5 separate regions of the Mus musculus genome follow, and regions 1, 2, 3 and 5 are each linked to region 4. A link is a loop called in an ENCODE intact Hi-C map of the cell type or tissue named here. Cell type or tissue: gastrocnemius. All regions are shown on one strand.

Region 1 (5,000 bases), 850 kb before region 4:
CACATACCGTTTGCCACTTGGCCTTAGAGCGTTCTGCTTCAAATTTAGCAACTTCCTTCCGGTCATGAAATGATACCAGCAGCTTCCAAATGCACAGTAGCACAACTCCGATGAGCAGGATCGCCAGTGACACCCCCAACATGATCATGGGAATGTTTGGAGGTTTGGGGCAGTCTGTAGGAGCAGATAAAATAATCCTTAGAAGCTGCCACAATGAATATTTCACTGTAAGAAGGCTTTTCCACCCCTCACCGAGATGCAGGGGTTGAAGTCAGAGCATAGGACATTGGACAACTCTTCTCCTGCTAAGCCCCATGCCCATCTCATGGGACGGTAAGACCTTTCTCATTAGATTTTCTATTCACATATTTTCTACAGGAGGGAAATGCTGATATCTTCCTGTCTTGTGGATTTTTGTTCCCTAAAATTAAGTTACTTCTTTAAAGATAGGTTTGTATTTATTCTCAGTAAAACAAATGATTCAAACCGATTCAAAAATGAATTTATAACCAGCCTTGTATATCCTTGGTTTTGTATACAGAGATTCAATAAACTGTGGATTGAAAATATAAATGTGCCTTTATTAAATATAATATGCCCTGTCTTTCTTTCCTTTTGTTGTTACTTTCTAAATGGTAAGTATAATAAATATTGAGACAACAGTTATATTGTATTTGGTTTCTATTCTCTCTGTCCTTCTGTTCTCTCTCTCTCTCTCTCTCTCTCTCTCTCTCTCTCTCTCTCTCTCTCAAAATAATGTCTCTTGCATGGCAAGCTGGCCTCAAACCCTACAGCTAAAGATGGCCTTTAACATCTGAACCTCCTGCCTTTACCTCCCCAGTGTTGGGATCGCAGGTGTTTTCTACTGTACCTGGTTGTACACAGTGCTTGGGATTGAACCAAGGCCTTCTTATGTGCTAGGCAAGCACTCTACCAACAGAGTTATATTTCAATCCTCACATCACAATTTTTAAGTAGCCTGGAAATGATTTCAGGTATATGAAGATGTAAATTCTAGGCACATATATGGGCCTTCGGTATTGACAGATTTTGGTATCTTTGGCACAGGAGGATCTAGACCCAAATCTCCTGCAGACATGGAGAGTTGACCATAGATTGGATGGCTGACTTTAAAACTTTAATAAAACAAAGTGGCAATTAATGTACATGAAATATTTAAAGGACCATAAAAATACTACATTTTAATTCCCAAGATAATCTCTTCTGAGTATATTGCAACTACTTTGGTACATATAACTATTTTATCAAGAATCTCCTTTAATTGAGAACAATCTCAGAATTATATTAAAAATTATTACTCTAGCCTGGTTGGTCATGCCTGCAATCCCAGCATCCATGAGGCAGATACAGGAGTTTGATGCCAGCCTTGGCTACAAAGCAAAGCTCTTCACTACAGGCTCCTTGCCCCTTCCTCCTTTAAAGACAGAAGACAATCATTGCGTTGTGTTTTATGCCATGCTCTGATTTCCCATGTTGTATTTGGTTCAGTTCTCATCTGATGTACAGCCGTTGTGTGGATTATACTGAGCCCCTTGACCTCATCTGCGAGATAAAACAGAGTGCTCCCTCAATTTCCCTGATGACAGAAACATGCTGAGGTGGTCTTTTATCAAAACCACAGCCTCCTAGACCTCCCCCACCCGGGCCCAGGATATTCTGTTTCAGAAAGTCTTGGGTAATACCACAGGTTATACATTATTAACAGTATCTAAGTCATTCTTATGATCAGGGAAGTGTAGGGAATTAGATATGCTCAACTTGAATATTCCATGCTAGGCTAGATTGGCTCTATTGATAGTATTAATATAGTTTTGCAGTTAGATAGTGCCTTCCTTTGTTGACAGCAAGACAACTGATCATCCTTGCTGTGTGTCTACGAGATGATGACTCTCTTAATGGAGCATCATAATTAAGTCCTTCTTTTGCTTCCCCGGGAAGAAATTCCATATCACATGATCATTAAATATCTGCATCCTCCATCAGAGGTGAGGCAAAAACCACAGCAGTACCCGGGGAAGAAAGGAATCAGGCTTAGCCTACCCTCTTAATAATGTTGCTCTCAGATAGTTAATAAGGAAGAGTTGAACATTGAGGCTGGATTGTTTGGCGTTTCAGACCTGAATCTAAGGGGACTAATGACCCCCTAACAGTGTGATGCCTCATCTCAGACACTTTTTCTGGGTAGAAAACCATATAAGGACATTGTGAAGAAATAAGAATTGCTAATGGCCTACTTACTATAGTGCCAAGCAAATGAATAGGGAAGCTGTGTCCCTGAGAAAACACATTGATCCAGCTAGATCTGTGGCCAAGAAATGTCTGGGCAGGGACAGAGCCATTTTCCTAGTCACGGCAGAATGTAGCTTGTTACGATCTACACCTGGAAGGCGAATCAGGAGGGTGTTCAAGTAGGAAATCAACAAGGAAAAGGTACGGCTTAGGAGAGAGAATCATTTTAAATCTTAGGCTCATTGGATACTGTGAATTCCTCAAGAAAGGATTTAGCTCAAGTTCCAAGGGAGGTATCAGAGCACAGGCCCTTACTTTTCAGGCTCTCCTTATTCCTTTGGTCACTGAAGATAGCGACCTAGGTGGGAGGAGGGGGTTAGCTCTACTACTACATGTAATGTCACCTGTCAGGTAGGGCCACTGGTATACCTAATGCTGAGGGTTTGAATATCCCGTTCTTAGCTCTGTCCAAGCTGTTAGCTGTATCATATTGTGACTATTGTGCACTGGAAATGTGACATCTAAATCCAGATGTACTACAGATGCTAGAGAACTAGCTCACAGACTAAGCACGAAAAATGTAGAACACCTTGATATTTGTGTTGATTTCATGTTGAAATGAGAATAGTCTGGATACTGTGGTGAAGAAACTGAACTCCACCTCTTTTAACTTTTTAATGAGGTTTCTAGAAAATAATACATTTTAATATAAGGTTTGCCTAACAGTCCCTATTGACGAATGCTGGCATCTTTTAGATTCAGATATATATTACAGTTGTGTAGCCAGTGGGAGGCAGTGTAGTACAGTGGTTAAGAGGCTGGGCTCAAGCAAGCAGATCTAGGTTCAATCACTGTGACACCTAACAATGTGTTTGCCTCCATGCCTCGATTTTCTCACCTGTAGAACAAAAATAATACTGGTGCCCACTCTGTGGAGATGTTGAGAATACTGCCTGACATCGGCACTTAGAAAACATGACGACTGATATGTTGGCTAGACATGTGGACTAGTAAGGGCCCCGTACACAAAGGGACTGTAACAACAAATGCATTCTTCTCCCTTTTCTGTCTCCCCGAAGGCAAGGGCTTGGATCATGCAAACTCAACTTGTACTAAATCAAGTGATGAGTAACTGACTCGATTCTTTCAGCAAAGAAGGCTCGGCTGCCTTTTTTCTTTTCTTTTTTTTTTCTTTTTTTTTTTTTTTGTCTAACATGGCTCGTAGGCTCTAACATTCTATGCAGATAGAAGAAGGAAAATGAGTGATGCCCTGCCATGCCTGCGTCTTCAGCAACAGTGAGCACCCTGGACCAGTTAGCTCCCTTTTCACTTTGCTTAGAGGACACTGTCAATCAGTAACTTCTCCCTCCTTTTCCTGACTTTCTTGCTTCTCCCAGCATCTACCTTCAGAGGCATGGATCTCAGTGTTGCAGGAGGAAGGAACTACAGTCTCTTAGGGGTAGGCTATGGCCTTGGGGGTTCTGGAAGCACCAGGCCTGGCTGGGAATGGAGATCTGAGGTATCCTTGGGCCTGTCAGTAAGTAGATCAGAAAGTGAATTCTCAGGGAGATAGCTTTTCCTTCTCTTTCCCTTACTACAAAAGAATAGGGATAAAGAAGACACTATACTACATACACAGATATCACACATCTGTGAGGGATCCAAAGCATGGCTCGTGGTGTGTCACTCACACTGTGTCCAAGAATAAAAGAACAGACAACAGTTCAGTAACAATACAGCATTTCTCAACTGAAGGCATGTTCCATGAGTGTGGAGGGTAGGCGTGAGGGGAGACTGGAAAGGAAAAAAAAAATCAAACCAGTCAAACACAAAAGCCTGCACACTGAAAGCAAGGCCTTCTGCGGAAAGTGGCTTTGTTGTCTGGGATGGAGTTTTCCAATAGAATCAATATTTTAAGGGATGGCCTTGATTTCAGGATATGGTGCTAAAGTCACTACAGCAATTACAAACACAGAGTTGGGGTGCAGCTGGAGAAGCTGACTTTACAAAGCTGATAACAAGGAGGCAGGTTTTGGTTTTTGTTTTTTTTGTCTTAGGAAGTAATCTGGTCTCACAGAGCATGGCTCACCCTCTTAACTGATGACTGCAAGATGCCTTTTGTGTTTGCACAGCTCAGAAATGAGTACATGGAGTTTTTATGTGCCTGCCAACAGGAGCTCCCTGCCCCCCTTCCCCCCCCTCCCGTCACAAGTAGCAAAACCATGTTTACAGTCACCCCCACATTTGCGGGGTTGTGCCTGACCTCCAGCTGTCTTGCCCTCACCACAGTAATATGATGCTTTCTCTCATCACTTTCTTGATTGGAACATGAGGTTTAAACCCACATTGCAGATATTTTGGTATTATTTGGATTTTCAACCTCTAGGGTGATATCGATTTGATAGCTTTGGTTTCAAAGTCGGGATTTAACATTTTACTAGCATGTTGAAAACCACGTACCAACACCAAAACCCTTCTTTGTATCCCCTGTGTGTGGTGTTATTGTCTGGGCTGGACCTTAGGCTCCAAACCCAATTCTGATGAAGCCTGAAGATGCAGCTGTCGTTTCTCAGGGAAATTTTAGGGAGGGATAGGTCATTGCTAAAGACAGAAAATTCAGGACACCTGTGAGTGTCTAAGAACTCAGTCAGGGTTGTTAGCACGGTGGCTCTGAAGGAGAGCTAGGAACATCTGTGCTAAGTTGGATTGTCAGAATGTAGACTCAGTGCCTGTAGGCCTGCTGCCTCAGG
Region 2 (5,000 bases), 53 kb before region 4:
TTTTGTTTTTTTTTCTCATCACCCAGAGGACATCTCTGGGAGTCATTTCCTTGTGGATAAATGTTTTTCCAACAGCTTAGGTGAGAGATTTTCAAATTTCAAAACAATTGATAAAGGGAAATGACCACTGAAAATACAGATATCAGAACCATGTGTCTCTCTGCCCCCATAGCCTCTTGGCAAGAAAAACAACAAAACAAAACAATCTTCATTTCAAATAGAGTCTTACACAAAGGATTAGCAGAAAAACTGTAAATCCTGTAGCCACTTTAGAAAGTACAGAGAAAAGAAACTCTATTCTCCTGCTGACCCACACACCAGAAAGACTCAGAGGCTCTCTAATAGAGCTGTGTTGAAACCCCTTGGGAATCTCTAGGCAACACTTAGAGACAACATTTAGTAGAGAACACCATATAATAGATACTGTTGTTTGTTTTGTTTTAACACATTTAGTGTCTACAGTTCTCAATCTCTGGTCCCCAAAAAGGCCTAGGTATCCCAACCTTTCCTTCAAAGCCATGGCTAAGACAATATTTCATTTCTCTCATGAAGCATCAGGACAGGTCTAATACGGGTGTTCCTTTCCTTTGTGAAGAGGCTAGATTTAACACTTTCCGCTGTAATTGTGTGAGGTTTGGTCTCAAATACAAAACTGTGGTACAGCACTGTTTGAAGAAATAATTGCGTTAAGCATGCAATAGTGATAGAGTGCCAGAGAAGAAACGGTCTCCTCGCAAAATTAACTGATGCTCATCCATTGCAAGATGACGTTTTAGAGGACACAAAGATAAAAATAAAAAAAAAATTAAAAAATTAAAAAAACAAACGCAAACTCTACACTGTATTGACTTGGAAGAGGAAATAAAACTTAGCAGTATTAAAGAGGTCTCTAAACTGAAAGTGAACCAATTGCTAAAATGGAAGGTCTGTAGATAATGGGAAGGGGCGGTGAGCAACACTGGCTGGAATGATCAAGAGGAGATCTGGAAATACAAGGTTGATTTAAGATAGACTCTGAAGGAAGGACTTAAAAGAAAAGAAACGACATTCCCAGCAAGTATCTGGTAAACCATGGCATACTTGCCAAGAAGAAATTTCATTTTGAGGTCATAAATGCCCAGATTGATCTAATCTTTATTCAAAACAAACTTCTAAGAAGAAGTTTAAGTGAACTTAGATCCTTAACAAAGGAGCCATTTCCCACTGAGAGGACTTAGATTGGGGCTTCTCCAGTTATCCTCAGCAGCCTCCAATTAGTCTAATCTCTGTAGGACGTGATCTCCGCCCAAGGCATTTGGGGGAGAAGGGTAAACACTGCCTTCTTTCTGGTCGCAGTAACAATTTTGAAATACTAACAGATAGATTATCCTTGTGCTTTTATCTTTCACCTTCCACCCCAGCTGCTTTGCACTCTTAGCCAGAGAGAGGGAGAAGGGAAGGGGAAAGAAGGGGGGAGAGAGAGAAGAAGAAGAGGAGGAGAGAGGAGAGAAGTGGGGAAGGGGGGGTAGGAGAGGCGCCACAAGGGGAGAGAGATGGTTGTTTTGTAGTACAAGATGGATGGGGGAGGGGAAACTTTGACTTTGAAAACTCCAAGTGGAAATTTTGAAAAAAGATAGGGAACGATTCTTAAGTTGCCCTCATCTTTAAAGATGTTGCACTAGATTAAGATGCCTAACATCATACAGTCTTCTATCTAGAACCACCCCCCCCCTTTTTTTTTCAAAACAAATGGTATGTTTCCTGGGGGCTTGGCTTCTCTGCAATTGTGTAGCCCTTGGTAGAATGACGTACTAGAGCCTTGGCCTCTCCTTTTCTTTATCATTAAGTGGGTACCAAATATGCTTCATTGATAAGGGCTTAATATTTTGTTATCTCTCCATTGAACCAAAATTCAAGGCGATGAATGCTTCAGCATATTCTAGAGTTCAAAATGTAAAGCCCAACAATTTTATCTAGTCTCATGACCTTAGTTTCCACGTATAAAGGCAAAAACCTCCAGCAAAGGGATGTTGTGTCTGCCTCAGACAGTGGTGGTGAAGGTTAAATTAGATACTGCTGAGGCATTTGCCACGGTGGGGGTGGGGGAAGTTGGCTCAGAGGACATAAGCACTACTGGTTTATTGGTGACAGAATGTCACATAAGAGCCCTCGTGTGCTTGTTTTCAATAAGTCTTTTCTGGCTAGTTAAACAACCCTATTTTAAGAGTCCCCAAAGTTAGGCATATACACGCCTCTTCCCTCTCTCTCCCCGCCAACACCTCACAATGACAGGGTCAAGAGACCGCCTTTGGTATATGCTGCCCCAAACCGACTCTTCTAGTCCCTGCTAATAAAATGTAAAGAATGTGATACAACAGGCGTCCCGAGTTAGGAGACGGAGGGAGGCTGCCAGAGATGTGGTCCCAGTGGGCTCTCAAAACCTCTAGTATTCAGTTTATCTTGGGTAAAGCCTTTGTTAGAATTAAAGAAAAAAAAAAAAAAAAGGCAGGCTGTTGCAAACCAGCTTCTCGGTAAGCTATAGTCGCTTCCTTGGCTACCCGCGACATGGGAATAATCGTTCAACTAGTCCCATTTCTATTGCGACTGGAAACAGGAAACGAATAAGGTACAGTCTTAAACAAAAACAAAGAGACTGAAAGACAAACCAGATTGTCCCAGGGTTCAGGAGAGGTTTGTGCTAAGTGTTAGAAGGTTCAGATCTGGTGGATCCTCCCCCACTTTCTGCCATTCCAGAAATTCCTTAGGGGGGGAGGTGAGGCGGGGGGGTGGGGGGGGGGGGGGGAAACGAAGAGCTGTTCTAAACTGCACAGCACTGCCATCTTCAGGGCCAACGGGGAAAATATTTTCCGGGTCAGTCAGACAAATCATCGTCCTGAATGCTTCATTTAAATATAATCAAATGCTTAAAACTTTGACAAGCATACAGTCTGTAACAGATTTTCTTTTTCTTTTAGCGTTTTCCATGTTTGGAATGTCAAAGGACACATTTTGGGGGGGGGAGGAGTCTGTGTATGTGATATATGAACATTAAAAATACGTATTTGCCAATTGAAAGTTATTTTCAACTGGAAAGATTAACTAGCTTACACTACACTGCCAGGTGATGGAGCAAAACAGACGCAAACATAGTGTTCTGAAATTTTTTTTTCCGTAAAAAGAAGAAAGGATGAATGTAATGGTTCCACAGTGCCGTTTGAACAGATGGTGTGATTAACAACTAGTGTGTTAGCCGTCTCAGGAGCTCACCGAGAGTAAACAAATGCAACGGGAAAATCACTTTCCTCCCCAAAGAGTTTTTAGTTCATTTTATTACGAAAATTTGGAAGTCTGCATTTTGAAAGCTGAGTATCCTTAGAGGATACTGGGAATAAGAAGGGAGGGAGGAGTTTCTGGAGGAAGACTCAGAAAGACTATTCTCTTCCTGATGAAGAATGCCGAAGCTCTCACAGAGCTGAGATGGGGGTAGTCTGGGCTGCGGCTGTCATCGGGATGCTGGAGGTGGGTGGTGCATGGTCCTACACACAAGCCATAAAATAAAAAGGTCAGATTCTCTTCCCGGCTCTTGTCCTTGCTCTCTCTGGACTGCGGTTTCTTTTGTTTGAAAATCTGAAGGAAAACCAGACCAACTGAACAGCTGTGTTTCAGAAACTTTAATGTGCACCTGGGGATCTCATTAAGATGCAAATTCTAACCTGGGGTAAGGTAAGGTCCAGGCTTTGAAATTCTTACAGACTCCTAGGTAATGCTGATGCTGCTGATCCATGGCCTGCGTTTACCACCTGGCCTCTAAGAGCCTTCCAGTGGTGGTGCTCTAGCATCCCATAATAGGTGATGCAAAGCTAGCTGATAAGAGGCAGAGTCTGCCTTCCTAAGCCCGACTCAGAACTACTTGTGGATAAAAATACCTAATAAATATATCACACGTTGCACTGATTTTTTTAAAGACCTTTTTTTTTTAAGTATTTTTCTATGGGAAGGTATTTCGCGTGAGTAGAGTGTGCAAGGACCAGAAGAGTACACACGAGGTGGAGTTATATATAGTAGTCATGAGCTGTCATAGTGGGTGCTATGAACTGAACTCAGGTCCTCTCCTCAGCAAGGTCAGAACACCCTGCTGAGCCATCCCTCTTGCATGGGTTTTAAAAGTAAATCACTTAGGTTGTCTGTTTTCTTTTAATCTGCTAGAGAATTAATCTGGAAGGGACCCCAAACCACAGCCACAGCCCATACATTATATTATATATTATGGGGATGAGATGATCAAGAGTCTGAGATGGAGCATCAGACAGCATCTGCATAGTCAACATCAATCCCAAGACTGCGGGGGATTTTAAAATGTCACTTTAGGAAAGGCACTGGAATCAGAATAGAACGTCTTGGGGGAAAATATCTATAAAATGCATATCAGGCTCATATCCAGAAAACATGAAGAATTTTCAAACCCCAATAGTATGAAACCAGCCTAGACCAGTGAGACAGTCTGTGGGCAGGGGTACTTGTCACCAGCCTAACTGACAGACAACCAGAGTTCAGTCCTCAGGATGCAAATTGATCCTTGAGAATTAATTCCTGCAAACCGTCCTTAGAGTGCCTCACTCACCCACTGTGGCATGCGCACCCACCAACCCACAAACACATAATCCATAAATACATGTGATTTTTTTACACAAAATATTTCCATTTTAAAGGGGGCAAAGACTTAGAGTAGATGCTTTTGCAAATGGGAAATACAAATGGTAACGGATAAGTTCAGCATCATTGGCCGCTATGAAATTCATACTGAACCCATCACGAGGCACCTATCACAAGAACTAAGTTTAGAACTATTGACAATATCAAGTGGTGATACGAATGAGGAGAAACAAGATCACTCACCTGCACATCTCTTGACAAGACAAAGCAGAGGTGAGAGAAGATGTGACACGTGGCAAAGAAATAGCGAGGTGACTACGTCACATCTAAATGTACACCATTCAAATCTGCATAGACTTATGTGCTTA
Region 3 (5,000 bases), 840 kb before region 4:
TATTAAGTTGTCATTGTTTATCGTTTTTGCATTTAATTTTTAAAAGAAAAAAACCGATAGGACCCGTGACTAATATGCCTTCTATCATTCACGACAGTAGGAACCAGTAAATAATAAATTCAGCATTCTAAATGAGATTTTGTACAATAGATTTTACGTGAACTAACTAGTTTTGAACTCATTAGAGGCATCTATTTATGTACACATGAATATTGGGAAATATAATGCAAATTACCCTCCTTTGGTCATTTCCATATGCATATGGCCATCTGACTCACCTGGGAGATTCGAAAATACCAATTCTGGGAGCCTATCTGAGGTGTTTTAATGGGAGAGTCTGTGATAAGCACAGAACTTGGGCATTAAGCAATGATTTAATAAGCATTCTAATTGGATGCCTTGGATGGGAAGATCTGGGAAGCTCTTGGCAACCAGACGAGCACGGCCGGGGTTATTCCATGTGTTTGATGGTAAATGGCAGGCACCCTTATTGAAGCCGTAGTTTGGTCTTTTTTATATGACCTTCACCACTGCCCCACTTCCACTCCAGTAACTAAGATTCACGGACTCTTGGGGAGTGTGCGTTTGCATTTTGCATCTCTTTCTTCAGTGTGGGCCACAGCTGTGAGAGTTTTGCACTGCTCTCTTGAACTCCCTTAATGGGGCATCAGACTCTCAGGTTGAAAGTATGTGCATGGCTTATCACGCTCATTTCAGTAATAGTAATCCTGCCTCTTTCTTTTCTTTCACATAGTCACACCGAAGCATAGGGGCCTACTTTCCTTGGCCAGATTATTTAAGTTTTAATGGAACTACGGACCTGACCTTTGAGCCACCACTCCCCCCTTGTGCTTTAATTACTGCACCTCTTCTTTTCTTGACTGGTGCAGTCTAGCTGTGCCCTGTTTTGTAGTGTTTGGGTGTTGAAATAGTATTATCGGATGTGCAATGAAAGATTTGCATAATTAGCTGCTAAGGTTTTCTTTTGTTGTTCGTAGAAAATGGCCCTTTCTTGCTTGATTCCCCCCCACCCCTCCTCTGTGAGACTTGAATTACTGCCACTGAATAATACAGGGAAACTAAGATCTCAGGTAGCCAGGGAAATCATGCTTAGTAAGGAAGACATATAAATACGATGGAGTGCGGGACAGAGGGGTGGGGGCGGAGCTGCGGGTCTGAGAAGGTTCAGGGAAAATGTAGAAAACATGAATGTCTGCACTGTTGATGCACAGCCCTGAGTTTTAAGCTCTGTGATCAGCTTAAAGTCCTGGGGGGTAAAGAGTTTCCCAAAGGAGAGGGTGGAGATGAGTGTTGGGGGTGGGGCTTCCTTGGTGAGATAAATTTGGGAATCTCTTTTTCTCTTTAGTGCCTCTCCTGGTGACTCACACTCACGCTTAATTTAATGTTACATAGCAATCCTGAGGACTTGCAAAGCCCCGGGCTCCTTAGTTTCCCATTTCCAGAGTGTGTATATATATACGGCTGTGGATGCTTCAGTTCATGGAACTTCTCCAAGATAGTGTTTGGTGGAACCAACATTGAGCAACAATGATCTGAGTGTCTGGAATGGTGGGGTAAATTAAGAAACACAACTCTTTGAGTAAACCAGAATGAATAAAGTCAGGTGGGTCCACCACATCCCCCCCCACCCCATCCCTCCACCCTACCCCCATTGCCCATGCCAGATGGGTGAGTTTGTGAGTTACATAGTATGTCTGTCTTACTCCATGTCCTTAGCAGAGAAAAGCAGGTGCTAAAAGACCTTTAGCTGAGCAAGTGTGATGTTATCTTTTCAGAGTGGTGTGACAGTGACATTAGAGGCTGTTAGAAAGGTGTCTTTTAAACTCACAGTCAGACAAATCCACTTTTCACTCAGGTTCGTCCATGTTAGTGTTTAGGAGAGGGTTAAGGGTCCACTGGTTATTTTCATTTTCCAAGTTAGAAACAGTAGTCTGTATCCTTCCTCTTGTTTTGTTTTGTTTTTTGTTTGTTTGTTTTGTTTTTTTTTGTTTGTTTTTTGTTTTGTTTTGTTTTGTTTTTCGAGACAGGGTTTCTCTGTATAGCTTTGGCTGTCCTGGAACTCACTCTGTAGACCAGGCTGGCCTCAAACTTAGAAATCCGCCTGCCTCTGCCTCCCAAGTGCTGGGATTAAAGGCGTGCACAACCACGCCAGGCTTGTATCCTTCCTCCTAGAGATACTTTGGTCCAACACAAAAGAACCTAAATATTCTAAATGTCCTGGAAGCTCTTCTTCCCCCCAAGCACAAGCATTTTTGACGATCTTCTCTGAAAACTGTGAACCTGGACACAGCAACCGCCCCACTCACACCTCTGCGACTGACATGCTTCATCACAGCCTCCCCAGCCCACTGCATCTCCCACATGGCTGGAGAACTGAGTTTAGTCATTTGCAGGCATTTTCTGCAATTTCTGCTCATTTCACAGAGACAGCCGGTAAATATCCCCACTGCTGTTTGAGGAGCCTGGAAGATCCAGTGAGATGCGGACTAGTTACTGATGTGGTCACACCACAAATTCTGTGCTCTTTCAGTGCTTCATCGGGGCTCACCTTTGGTGTCAGACAAAGCACATGACATCTCATGCCACTTGCCGCTATTTGGCATATTTATCTGCGGTCACCAGCAAAGCACAGATGAAGGGTTTTATGAGCCCTCATCCTGTCCTGCCACACCAAGGAATTCAATTGTACCATCACAACAATTTTGAAACAGAGTATTTAAAAAACATATAAATGTCTTTCTATATTCTGTTTTGAAAATACATTAATTTCTGTAATCTAACTCCATCCATTCAATACATGTGTCCTACAGGCCATATATTATCCTTTCCTGTCCAGATTATATGCAGTTGTGTTTAATATTTGTGATGAGTCTTTGCCACTAGATTCTCATTTTAAATAATTAGACATGACAGATGAAAATGGAAACTCAATGTGATTATCAGTTAGGAGAGGGATTTCTTGGATCTGGAGATGAGTTCAGAGGGATGGAGGGATGGTAATGTACCATGGCTGGCAGGCTGGGATGGAGGAATGTGATGTACCAAGGCTGGGAGGCTGGAATGGAGGGATGGTGATATACCATGTCTGGGAGGGTGGGATGGAGGGATGGTGATATAGCATGTTAGTAGGCTGGGATGGAGGGATGGTGATATACCATGTCTGGGAGGCTGGGATGGAAGGATGGTGATATACCATGCTGTGAGGCTGGGATGAAGGGATGGTGATATAGCATGTTAGGAGGCTGGGATGGAGGGATGGTGATATACCATGTCTGGGAGGCTGGAATGGAAGGATGGTGATATACCATGTCTGGGAGGCTGGGATGGAGGGATGGTGATATACCATGCTGTGAGGCTGGGATGAAGGGATGGTGATATAGCATGTTAGGAGGCTGGGATGGAGGGATGGTGATATACCATGGCTGTGAAGCTGGGATGGGGGGATGGTGATATACCATGTCTGGGAGGCTGGGATGGAGGGATGGTGATATACCATGTCTGGGAGGCTGGGATGGAGGGATGGTGATATACCATGCTGTGAGGCTGGGATGGAGGGATGGTGATGTACCCATGGCTGGGAGGCTAGAAGTAAAAGCTACTGAGCAGAATACTTCCAGAATCTGTGAAGGGCAGTCAGGCCAACCAAGACTGCAGGCTTTATCTTATCTCAAAATAAGGTAATCCTGAGATAAAGGAAAATTTCAGGCTGTCAGTGGAAGCTAACAGCCATTTCTTCAATTTCCTTCTTACTAGTTTGGAAAATAGAGCCTTGTAGAGTTCTCTGCTGTCACCCTTGTCAATCAGGGGTGAACTCGCTAACAAAGCCGGAGACCAACTGACTAGCCACAACTTTAAGTTGCTTGTTCCTCCGCTCATCATTTCCTCAACTTTAGAAAATGCATTTATTCCCAAAGTGGGGGCAGGGAACTCGGGTGGCTGGCTCTTGGTACAAGTGAAGTCAGGTTACCGAGAGTCCCCTGACTCACGTGGCTTCTGCCTCTCAAGAACTATGTGATTTAAGAGAAGAAGCACCTTCCTCACTGATGGTGGCACCAATGGCTTTACACTTGTCAGCACACTCTTCTTGGGCCTGGCCATCTGCAGACAGGTAGCACTCGATGCAACTCCTGTGGACAGGACAAAAGAGTTCATAAGCTCATGGTGATGGTGAACCGGCAAGCAGCTAGCATGCCCCCTAAGCAGTCTCACTGGTGACATTGACCTCTTGGTACTTTCAGAAAGAGAGTTGAGTGGCATCTGAAAGGATGCTAAATTGTTCTGATCTCTACTCCATAATCAGTGTCCCCAAGTCAGCCTGATAACAGCCTCTATCTATCATCATTTTTTCTGTAGTGATTGCTTCTGATTGGTTAAAAAAAGAAACAAACACTTCACTATTTGATTTAGCTATATTTTCATTTCACGTTTTCAACATAAGGGAGTGTTTATATCCATAAATATGATTAGAGTCTAGACAAAGTTATGAATTTCTTAACACAAATGATCCATGTCTCAGCAGGGATTCTACAAACAGTGAGTGTTCTTAATATATGTCAAATGTGATGATTCTAAAATTCAATTTTCTGCTACTCTTTTGAATAAGTATAAGCCTTGATGGTGGGTTCTTAAAGTTTAGGATTATAGCCTGGATCTTCATTAATTCAGGCTTCTAAATAAAAGATTGCTGCTTTTATAGAAAAGTGTATTTCCAAGGATACAAGGAAATTATACTACTTTAAAGATGTCTGTAGACCAAAGTAAAATGGAGGCCTTGAATGAATCTTGTGCTACAAATAGATTTACAACTAGATTCAGTTTAGAGTAAGACAAATCTGCAAACATTTCATGCCTTGAGAATGGACAGCCTTCAAAAGGGCCCGAGAGCCTCATGCCCGTGGGATCTCAGCTGAAGCTGTACTTCTTTGCTGTGGTGACCCCCAACCACAAAATTATCTTGCTGCTTCATCACAACTGTAATT
Region 4 (5,000 bases):
ATACAGGGACCCAATGAAGTGACCATGATTACAGGCACCAGTCAATCAGGCAAGGGCCTAGAGAGAACAGAAAGGTTAGACAAAGGTGATTTCTTCACTCAATTCCAGAAGCTGAAAAGTCTAATATGAGAGACCATGAGATACACCCTTGCCCAGGGTGGGAGGTGAGAGGAGGTAAGGGGTGGGGAGGGAGGTAAAGAAGCAGGAGGAGGTAAGGGGGAAAGAGTGAGAGAGAGCTGAATTTCTTTTTATAACATGAACCTGCTCCAAAATCAGCATTAATCCCCATGAGGGCAGAGCCTTCATCTTTTAAAGGTACCATTACTCAACACTAATACACTGGGAACTCTTCCCAGCATGCAAAATTTGGGGCAGGGCATATACTGAAACTTTAGAACTGACAATCTTACGACAGCTGCTGGGATTGCCTGAGAAGCTTGGTTTTATGGGCTATTCCAGGTGATGGGACTCCTGCCACAAGTCTGGGAACCATAGATATTGTGCCAATTTCAGAAACATCTTCTTATCCCCATTTGTGATGCCCAAATCTGGATTAAGATATTCTTCTTTACATTGCAGGGCTTCTTTTCCCAGCCCTTACAGGTTTCCAGGAAACCCTAGTGGGCGTCACGACACATGGAAAGGCTCCAGATTGTGTGTGAAAAATGGCGGATGGGCACACACTTTTTCTTAGGTTACCAGAGGCTCCAGAACACAGGAGAGGGGATCTGCTGCTGAGGACTGACTGAGTTCTCTAGGTTTCCACTTCAGAACTCAGGTGTCTTTCTAGGGTGAGTACATACATAGATACCAGGTAAAATAAGCAAGAGAATTCTCATGCCAAGTACTAAAATGAATCGGCATCGTTGGCTGAACACCCTGGATGAATGCAATACATTGAACCTATTCATTCCTTCCAGGAGCCCTGGAACCCTCTGGAATGGACAGCACCATCCCCACTTCAGCTTTGAGGAGCATCAGATATACTAGTTATCGGGCAATCAATAGTTATCAGATACCACTGTAAGCACTTCACAAGAGCTCAGCAACTCTTCCAACAAGTCTAGAGAGCAGATTCTATTATCTCCATGTTACAAATGAAGAAACAGCCTTCCCATAAGTCCACTTCTCTCATCTCTATCACAAGAAATAACAATAGTAGCCCTGCACGCAGGAGCTATTCTAAGCATCCTTTTATTGAAGAGGAGCCTAAAACAAAAAAAGGGGCAAATAACTTGCCCATTCTCGTAGCAAGAGGTGGAACTAGAATCCAAAAATACTCTCTACTGTCTCAGTTCTAGTTTTGACCTTGCTGGATAAGTGTTTTTTTTTTTTTTTTTTTTTTTCAGGCCTGAGCTTGTGTGGACGCCATGTCTAATCTAGTAACTTCCTTTGTCATTTTAAAGCTCCATGCACAAGGTAAGCAGGATTCTGGGCACAGCTCCTAAGTTTCTACACAGTCCTCCATTACCACCTTGTGTTGCCTGCAGGTCTCCGGTGACAGCATGCCAGGCCACCCTCAGCTGGTTCCCAGACCACACAAGGTCACACCAGTCACTCAGGGATGCCAGAGCTCACAGCTGCCTTTTACAATCACGGACACAATGAGAGCAGACAGCCCGGCTGCTCACACGGCTTCCAGATATCACATTACTAATATTGCCTCGGCGCAGTGTTCTGAGACCATTCTGAGCCCGGTTACAAAAATAGTCATGACTCTCATCGGGGCTGAGACTGTTGGTTTTGTTAGGTGAGAACACTTGAGGAATATAAAATGCATGAGAAAGAGTGGCAAAGAGGAAAAGCATTCGAAAGGATGTATAGGGTCAAACAGAAGTCACCCAGCAGTGGAGAACCACCTGACCATGGCTTTCGGCGCAGCTTAAACCTGGGGTCTGAAGAGTTAATCAGTTCCTCTTCCCTTTGGTTCCTTCCAAATTACAAAATGTTGAATTGGATCGTGTGCCTTTAACTGCGTGTGCATGTGTTAAAAGCAAAACTACGGCTCTTTTTAATGTCCCCTGGTCTACATACAGGCACATCCACATCATGAGATTTGTGTGCTCAAAGCACACCGCATTTGTATGCCTAACCACTGATTTCTGCGGGGCTCTTAATGTTATGCAAGACTTTTCCCTTCCTTTGCTCACCTCCTGTGACTATGCTGATTCGGCATTTTATAGACGCATCAATTTTCCTTTAGAAGCTGTGCCGAGAATGTGCGAGTCCCTGGGCCAGTTTCTTATTGAAATCAGATGCAGAATCAGCTCACAGTTCGGTGATAGGCTGCCCCCTAGTGAAACTTTTCAGCTCCGCAGTCAACCTGCAAATTCCCCGCAAAGAGCTCTGCAGAGCCTTCTCAACAAAGAAGAAATGTCCTTCAGAGGAGGGTGGTGGACCCTCGTGTAATTCGATCTTCGACCTGTTTTCTGGGCGTTCTGTGAAATTTTTCCTTGATAATTCAAAATTGTCTTAAAAACATACCCTCAACGCTCATTCTTTTGTATGCCAATAAAAATACCTCTGGGAGTGAAAGCTGCTAAGGGCTGCACTAGGGAGCCGCATCTGTTTCTGCTTATTACACCTGCCTATTGTGTGATTCGATGTATCTGCACAACGCAAGCATGCTATGTGCTTCAGGCTCCCTAGCCTCTACTTTCTACAGAAGCTAAAGATTTGTCTTTATAGGGGGTTAAATTTTGTAGAGGCATTTTGCATGCTCCTTACGTGGAAAGTCCCAAGTCTAGACATTATTGCTACTACTATAGAATTATTTGTTTTAGACGAGACTCTTAAATGTTAAGCTAAATGTTGCTTATGGGTTGTATTGTTGCAGATGTGAAATTTCCCATAATTAATACAGCCCATAAATTATAAGTTAATATTCAGCAACTTGATAGCAGTAGCAAATTTATCCATCTTTGATGAGTGTGTCCATGACACTCCTTTCCAGGAACACTTCAGCCGAAGGCATCCTCAGTCTGAATGATTGTCTGAACGTTCACTCTGAACATCAGGGGATGAGATGGATGACTGACAAGTGCTGCATCAGCTGGGCGTTGGACCCGTGTTCTCATTTTCTGGTATTTCATTGGTATAGATGCCATCCAAGATTAGAATCAAAGAGTGTTCTTCATTTTGTTTCATGACTGTATTGTGGCTTCTGAACTTCTCTAGAAGAATGTTTCTCTTAGTTTCAACTACTTATGTATTTTATTAAGTATTATCCACTTTATAGATAGCTGAGGGCTTTTGTTGTTGTTGTTCTATGAAACAACAGTTACTGTCAGACATTGGGACACTTACTTCAGAAATAATGCGATCTGGCTCACCCTCATCATCATCCCTCCAACCCACTGCCTGTTACTAGCCATCAGGCTCAAACCAAAGCTCTTTCCCATCAACGTCGTTCCATATCTTGCCCTTGCAATTCCTGAGGACTCTGTGTTGCTCCCACTTTAAGATGCACACAGAAAGGTCAGCATCTTGCCTCGGTTCGAGTGTTCTAAATTAAAGGAACCTGCTCCATCGATCCCAGACAAGACTGAATGAGGGCTATCCCTAGAGAGTGGAAGACAGGCCAGGCCTCTCCCCAGAGAGTCTCCCCAAGGTTGTTCTTTCTTTCTAACCATGAATAAGTTATGAAGGTGAAATTTCTCTACTTACACAGAGGCATTGATAGATCCGGAGGAGGAGGGGCCTTCAGAGAAGCACTGCTGAGAACAGGTTAGAAGCAACAAGCCAGCAAGCGCCCCCTGCCGGTGCACTGACTATCCTGCGGTGCTCAGGAAAGATACTCCGTGACTACCCACCAAGTTCATTCAGGGGCTGGCAATTTTGTGCCTGGGCAAATATTGGCAATACTTTTCTCCTTCAGTCATTAAACTGGGGGAAATTGTTTTATTTTGGATTTGATTTGCCTTGGGTTTTAGTCCATTGCTGACACTCAGAATGAATAGCCACTACTAAGAATCCTTGCTTCCGGGATGTGAAGACCTTTCTAGAATACATAATCTGCCTTCTTCTTCTTTTTTTAATAACTCACCGCAAGGGGATATTAATATTTTTCTATTTTTAGGATGCCTATAAGAAGCAGTGTATGAGGATAGATAAATGATGACTCAGTGATACTGACTTTTTTTTTTTTTTTTTTTTTTTTTTGATGAAATAACACCCTTTCCTGCCCTGGTGTTGGGCTTGCCCGTGTGCCTTGCTGAGACCAACGGGCATAAGTACTTTCCCATTCCTCATCTGGGTATTATGGGATGTCATGTGTCTCTGATCGCTTCCTAACCTATCTTTGCCTCCATAATAGCTAATGACCTAGGAATATAAAGTTAGGGAATCCTGTCTCTAATCCACACTTGTAAACCACATCCAGCCTTGAGTTTGTTCCTTAAGACGGTTTTTTTTCTCATTAAGTCCCTAGCCTCAGAGGCAAATTAGGAGGAAAGAAAAATTATCCCCGTTTTATAGATGACAAGATTGAAGTGGGTGAAAACTTGGTTAAAGAAGAAGTTTGTAAGTGCCTGCAAAAACTTCAGCCCAAGTCTGTCTCTCCTCCTTTTGCTTTGTTGTTTTGTGAACTGAGGTGTCCAGGATGTTTGACTGACTGGTGGGGAAAGGTAAATAAGAATACTGAGTGACACAATCAGCAGGTGGCACTTATATGACAAGAGTTTTAAACAATTATTGTTTAAAAAGCATTAGAGCTGCCAGGCGGTGGTGGTACACGCCTTTAATCTCAGCACTTGGGAGGCAGAGGCAGGCAGATTTCTGAGTTCAAGGCCAGCCTGGTCTGCAGAGTGAGTTCCAGGACAGCCAGGGCTACACAGAGAAACCCTGTCTCGAAAAACCAACCAACCAAACAAACAAACAAACAAACAAAGAAGCATTAGAGCTGTTCTTTGTGAATTCAAAAGATAAAATTTTTGCTGAAGTGGACTGTGGACTGTGATAGAAGGTAGAGGGTTTGTTTTCAGATCTAGACTGTTGGTAAA
Region 5 (5,000 bases), 730 kb before region 4:
AAGACAGCCCTGAGATGGTCTCTGCAGTAGATTGAGAAATGGCCCCCAACCCATGCCTTTGTACACAGCAGCCTCTTTGGACTCTTCCTATCTCTACTCCTTAGTTCTGCTTTGGACCATGTGACAAAGGGATTCTAGCAGACTGGTACAAACTGGCAGGGATCTGAAAAATAAAACCGGAGGCTTGCAGCTACTGCTACAGTGTATCCATGGGGCAACGGTGGGGCAAAGGTGAAACTAAGGTTAAACTTACCTGTGAGGCCACACAGCTGAGGACACATGTCAACAGACTGCCTGTTCTCCGTGACATGAGCTCACAGGAGTCTCAGCCTGCACTGATCATCTGGGCCCAAAAGAGACCTACAAAGGAACCACACCCACTACACCTAACCCAAATTGCCAAGAATTTTGAGCAAATAAATGAGGGATGAAAGGAAAAAAAAAAACAAGATAGGACATGCTATGCCTAACAATCAAATTGCTGAGAAATCCAGTTGGAGGCCAGATTTTGCCTTCCACCATTCATCTGTTCCGCGCTGTGGTCATAGTGACTACCTAGCCACACGGTTGACCACAGTAAGCCTGTGCAAGGATAGAGGGCCAGCGAAGACTGCCAGTTTCCCCCAGTCAGCCTTTCTGCATGCCTCTGTTAAAAGGGCTAGATCACACAGCGGGAACAGTGGGAGGATGTGTGCTAGTTACAGGGCTGGAAGCTGACTTTTCCAGGTTCACCCTTCATGGACACTGGGAATTTACAGATGATCCAAGTGTACGGTCATTAAATGAGCAAGTCTGGAGGCGTAGCATGTGTGAGGTGTGAGGTGTATGCGGTGGCTGTCTCTGGTTTTTGTTTGTTTGTTTTGTTTTTTGTTTTGGTTTTGTGGTTGTTGTTGTTTGCTTTTTCCAGACAGGGTTTCTTTGTGTACCCTAGATGTCTTGGAACTTGTTCTATAGACCAGGTTACCCTTGAACTCACAGAGATCTATCTCCTTATCTCTGCCCTCTGAGAGTTGGGATTAGAGGTGTACACACACTACCACCTGTAGCATGCCGTCTCTGTGTTAATATCCCCTTGGTTTCCAAGTCTTGCAGCATTGGGCTGTACTCACAAGGCAGCAGACACCATCCCCTTCCTTGCTCCTTCCACCTTTTGACTTAACTCCTTACTCCCCAAGACATTCCCAGTTAGTCTTTTAGCTCCCCAAGTCAGTGGGATAAACAGGCCCAAACCGGTAGACCAGGGTTATAATTCCAGATCAGCTCCTAAGATGGTGGTAGGTTGGAGGCATGGAGAAAAGATGACCTGTAGTTACATGACCATGGGAGAGGAGAAGAGAAGACTCCAGCAGATGTTGGCCAATCTGCATGGATAAGACCTGGCCTGGCTGTGGCTGGAGGCTAGGACGACAAGAGGGTAAGGGAGTCTGAAACAGCCTGAGGTGTCCTGTGCAGGCAATCGGTGAAGCAATTTGATGACACAGAACCGTGAGTGGGTGAGCTTTTTTTTTTTTCCTGTTCCACAAAAGATTCATTTTAATGTCACAGTATGACATACCTGTGAACCTGCCTTAGGGGTCCCCTAAAAGGTAGGACAAAGTGAGCCAGAGAGGTCGTCGCGCGTAGGACAGAAAGTAGTTCAGAATGACTGAGTAGAAAATTAAATGCCAGCAGCCTGAAGGGCAGTCAAGGGCTTTCTCTTAGGAACTCCGACTGAAAATAGCAGTCTTGCCTGGCCTGGCTGGTCTAGCCAGCTTGGCAGAGCTAACTAGGCACTGTGGCTAGGTGTGGGTACTGTCCATGTGAGCAGTCCGGGTAGGTCCCCGGATGACCTTGGTCTATTGTTAGCACTCACAAGCAGCTGGGGCCGGTTTTCCTGGTAGCAGTAATAGCTACAGACAGCTTTGGAAGCCTAATTTGTTTTCAGTAAAGAAAAATAGTGTAGTCAAAGCACAGTGAGACCCTGAGTTTGACTCAGAGGTTCTGTGACTGTCAACATGCACCAGCTTTCTGGAAGAACTTTAAGAAATCAGTCACTTTTTTTCTAGAGTCAAATTTAAAAACCTTGAACCTCTTACGTAATCAAAATGTATGCCCCCCCCCCCCACCTCTTGGGGAACGTGTTATAGTAATTCCTGATTGCATGCCTTAGTTATTAGCATTATTTACCTTTCTGCATACCACAGTAGAAGCAAATTCAGATGCAAGGATTCAAAGCAGAAGAGGGGTTTAACCCTTAAGAACTAGACACAAAGTCAATGGCTCTTTAGGAGCCTGAAGATGGGTTTGAAACCTCAGATGAAAAATCCCTGACATCACACGATGCCCCAGTCAGCACATCTAGCTGTAAGTTTGCTTTAACGTATGGTGTCTGGGGAAAATACTGAGACATCGCAAAAATATCATTATATTTCAAATTTAAACTTTTGAGACTGCACTTCATGCTGCGAACACTAGAGGGCAGAAGTCAGAGAGAAAAGGCTACCCTGGAAGGAACTGCTCTGGGAAGCTAGGATTTGTATTTCACTATGACACACACAATTTTACTTAAGCAGACGCTAATGCTTGTAGTGTGACCAAGTGACTTCATGGTTGGAATTCAGTATTAAATTCCTATGATCTGCTGTAGCTGTCCAAAATCCACAACAGTGAGGAAAAAGCTATTGCTCTCTAAACAGAATCTATATCCTGCCCATTTTAGACACTTTGAGGGCCAATACAATATAGTTATGTCTGCGAGTCCTTAATTTTAGGGGGTACATTTCTTAGATGAATAACCTTTCACAGATATTGAATTTTTTAAAAATGCAGTATTGGTCTTACTTAGAGTTCTCACAGTGAATGGTAATGACATTAGGCTTTCCACTCACAGAAATAAAACATGCTCTCTGTAGAAGCTAGGAGTGACAGTCTTCCCATCTCCTCTTCCCCCATGATTTTCCTGTATTATCTGGACATTAAAATACCACTGTATAACCAGGAGACACTAAAGTTAACTGGTCACATTGGCATGTCAATACAAACATATATATATATATATATATATATATATATATATATATATATACACACATACATATATACACACATACATACATACATATGTACACACATATATGTATGTATATATATATACATGCATATAAACACACACATATATACCTACATATAAACATACACACATACACATATATATGCATGTGTGTGTATATATATACGTGTGTGTATATATATTCGTGTGTATATATATGTGTATATATATATATTCTCAGTTGATCAGTCATTTTGTGCCTTTTGGGAATGCCAGAAAGAACCAATGAAGTCTAGTCTCACCACCCATTTAAAAGAGAATCACAGTCACTTCAAATGGAAGCAAGTATCTTAAAATATTTTTAAAAAGACCACCTAATTCACGATTAAAGCATGATACCAAACATATTACCAAACATCAAGAGAATATAAATATATGAACTACTGTCCTTTGACTACTACACATTTCTTGAAGCAGCTGATTATAGCACGTGTGGGTCTGAGTGTAGGAAGAGAGAATAAAGCACACTGCACTAAGAAGGGGGGCTCTTTTATAAACCTGGGGGTCACACTTGTGGGTTCCCAAGTGCTGAGAAAGTTGAAATGCCATTATGGATCCCCAAAGCAGAGTTGGTCTGTAATGATCCGTGGCCAGATAGGAAACACTCAGCTCTGAAACTGGGGGTTGCATTTGTTAGCCATGCAGAAAACTTGGTCCACTTACCTCGCACGGGAGACCCTCTAATCTCAGAAAGTGCTGACATGCGTTACTGTACCCGTGAGCAAAGTCTTTGGCAGAAGTGCCATTGATCCTTGTGGTAGTGAATAGACTTAAAACATTCTGTTGTCACCATCCCTGAAAAAGCACATTCATGGGACTATTTCTTCCACCGGCATAATGAGGCATTTCATAAAGGCATGTGGGTGTACACCGCTAGGCAAAGATACTGCTGCTGAGTGACAGAGCGCCTGGCTGATTTACACAAACCCCCAAGCGCGCGCAAGCGCGCGGATGAGAATAGGTTAGCTTTAGATTGACGAGCAAATGTGGAGCCAGACTTCTGGCTGACAAATGGCAGAGCTATGCCAGCGCATTCGCTCCTCTGGAGGGAGACCAAAAGTGAAACAGGATCAAGTTCACTCTGAAAGGACATCCAAACCTAGTGGATGGCTGGGTTGGTAAAATATATATAGACACGAACCCCCCAAAATAGAATTTCGAGAGTTCATAGTTGAGCACATACCCAGGCCAGTGACAATACTTGCAGAGAATCCCTGGACCCTGTGTGTATTTATATTGACATTCCTTCAGAAGGGCCCTGCTGTTTTCAAGATAAATCTATTTTATTGGCAGCTTAGGTTTAAACTCACTACTCTCTAAAAATGGCCTGTTTGGGAAAACCAGAGACTGAAAATAACAACTGATGAGACTAGTGTTCAAAATGGTGCCAAGCAGTAACTGGGCCAGATTGGATTAGGTTTATTTTGGCCAGGCACAGCTGAGAACAGAAATGTCCAAACAGCGTTTGTCAAGAAGAGTGAATTATTATGACCACTCTTTCTAGGCTAAAGTTGAAAGTTCAGGTCTCTAAGAAGGTGGTGTGACTTTAGTGATCAACACTATTTCTGAGCTCCTGCGGCATGCCGAGAGCTTCACCTAGCACTTGGTATGCACTGGCCCATTTATTTCCATCCTAAAGCCATGGGGTAGAGCATATAGTCCTTGCTTTATAGATGAACCTGCTGTTCAGAGAAGTCAGTTGAGCTGTCCAGAGCTACACAGCCCCTGAGATTCAGGATTTAAAATTTCTGGCTCCAAAGCCCTTTGAGTCATGCTACATTGCTGCTTGAACACGCAGTGGGCATACTGATACGGTTTAGCAGCTTGCAACTGCTGTAGGGTTTGAGGAATGTTGGAGCAAGAACAGAGAAAGCTGAGAGACCCAGGTTTGAATCCAGACTCCACTGGCTGT

What was found. Hi-C counts contacts between places; a loop is a spot of excess contacts. Peaks named below come from ENCODE experiments on the same cell type or tissue, not always from the same donor. Only the 100,000 strongest peaks of a DNase experiment are listed, where the experiment ranks them.
Region 1: a loop joins it to region 4, with 2.7 times the contacts of the local background. A loop is called at or near these places in 10 of 42 quality-filtered maps.
Region 2: it touches region 4 in a loop (4-fold over the local background); 7 of 42 quality-filtered maps call a loop at or near these places.
Region 3: it touches region 4 in a loop (2.0-fold over the local background); 10 of 42 quality-filtered maps call a loop at or near these places.
Region 5: it touches region 4 in a loop (11-fold over the local background); 27 of 42 quality-filtered maps call a loop at or near these places.

The regions. Positions count from the first base shown.
Region 1 is chr2:60,605,133-60,610,132 of GRCm38, forward strand. Itgb6 (integrin beta 6) reads right to left here. Exons shown (of 15, transcript NM_021359.3): 14 at 8-174. Among named protein-coding and RNA genes, the nearest start is that of Pla2r1, 54 kb to the left of the region's middle. In gastrocnemius, a CTCF peak has its summit at 3,045 (motif pointing right); no DNase peak of the experiment used is centred here.
Region 2 is chr2:61,399,649-61,404,648 of GRCm38, forward strand. No RefSeq gene overlaps it. Among named protein-coding and RNA genes, the nearest start is that of Gm39834, 32 kb to the left of the region's middle. In gastrocnemius, a CTCF peak has its summit at 2,856 (motif pointing left); DNase peaks (open chromatin) are centred at 2,127, 2,554 and 2,817; H3K4me3 peaks cover 1,863 bases; H3K27ac peaks cover 2,979 bases.
Region 3 is chr2:60,612,592-60,617,591 of GRCm38, forward strand. Itgb6 (integrin beta 6) reads right to left here. Exons shown (of 15, transcript NM_021359.3): 12 at 4,054-4,148. Among named protein-coding and RNA genes, the nearest start is that of Itgb6, 59 kb to the right of the region's middle. In gastrocnemius, no CTCF peak of the experiment used is centred here; no DNase peak of the experiment used is centred here.
Region 4 is chr2:61,452,357-61,457,356 of GRCm38, forward strand. Gm33753 (a long non-coding RNA gene) reads left to right here and starts at 586. Exons shown (of 4, transcript XR_374566.2): 1 at 586-791; 2 at 921-1,023; 3 at 1,350-1,419; 4 at 1,491-1,736. In gastrocnemius, CTCF peaks have their summits at 2,297 (motif pointing left) and 3,762 (motif pointing left); DNase peaks (open chromatin) are centred at 1,525, 2,290 and 3,743; H3K4me3 peaks cover 890 bases; H3K27ac peaks cover 1,759 bases.
Region 5 is chr2:60,718,665-60,723,664 of GRCm38, forward strand. It overlaps a transcript of Itgb6 not described here. Among named protein-coding and RNA genes, the nearest start is that of Gm33436, 29 kb to the left of the region's middle. In gastrocnemius, CTCF peaks have their summits at 2,452 (motif pointing right) and 4,012; DNase peaks (open chromatin) are centred at 1,769, 2,448 and 4,066; H3K4me3 peaks cover 3,289 bases; H3K27ac peaks cover 5,000 bases.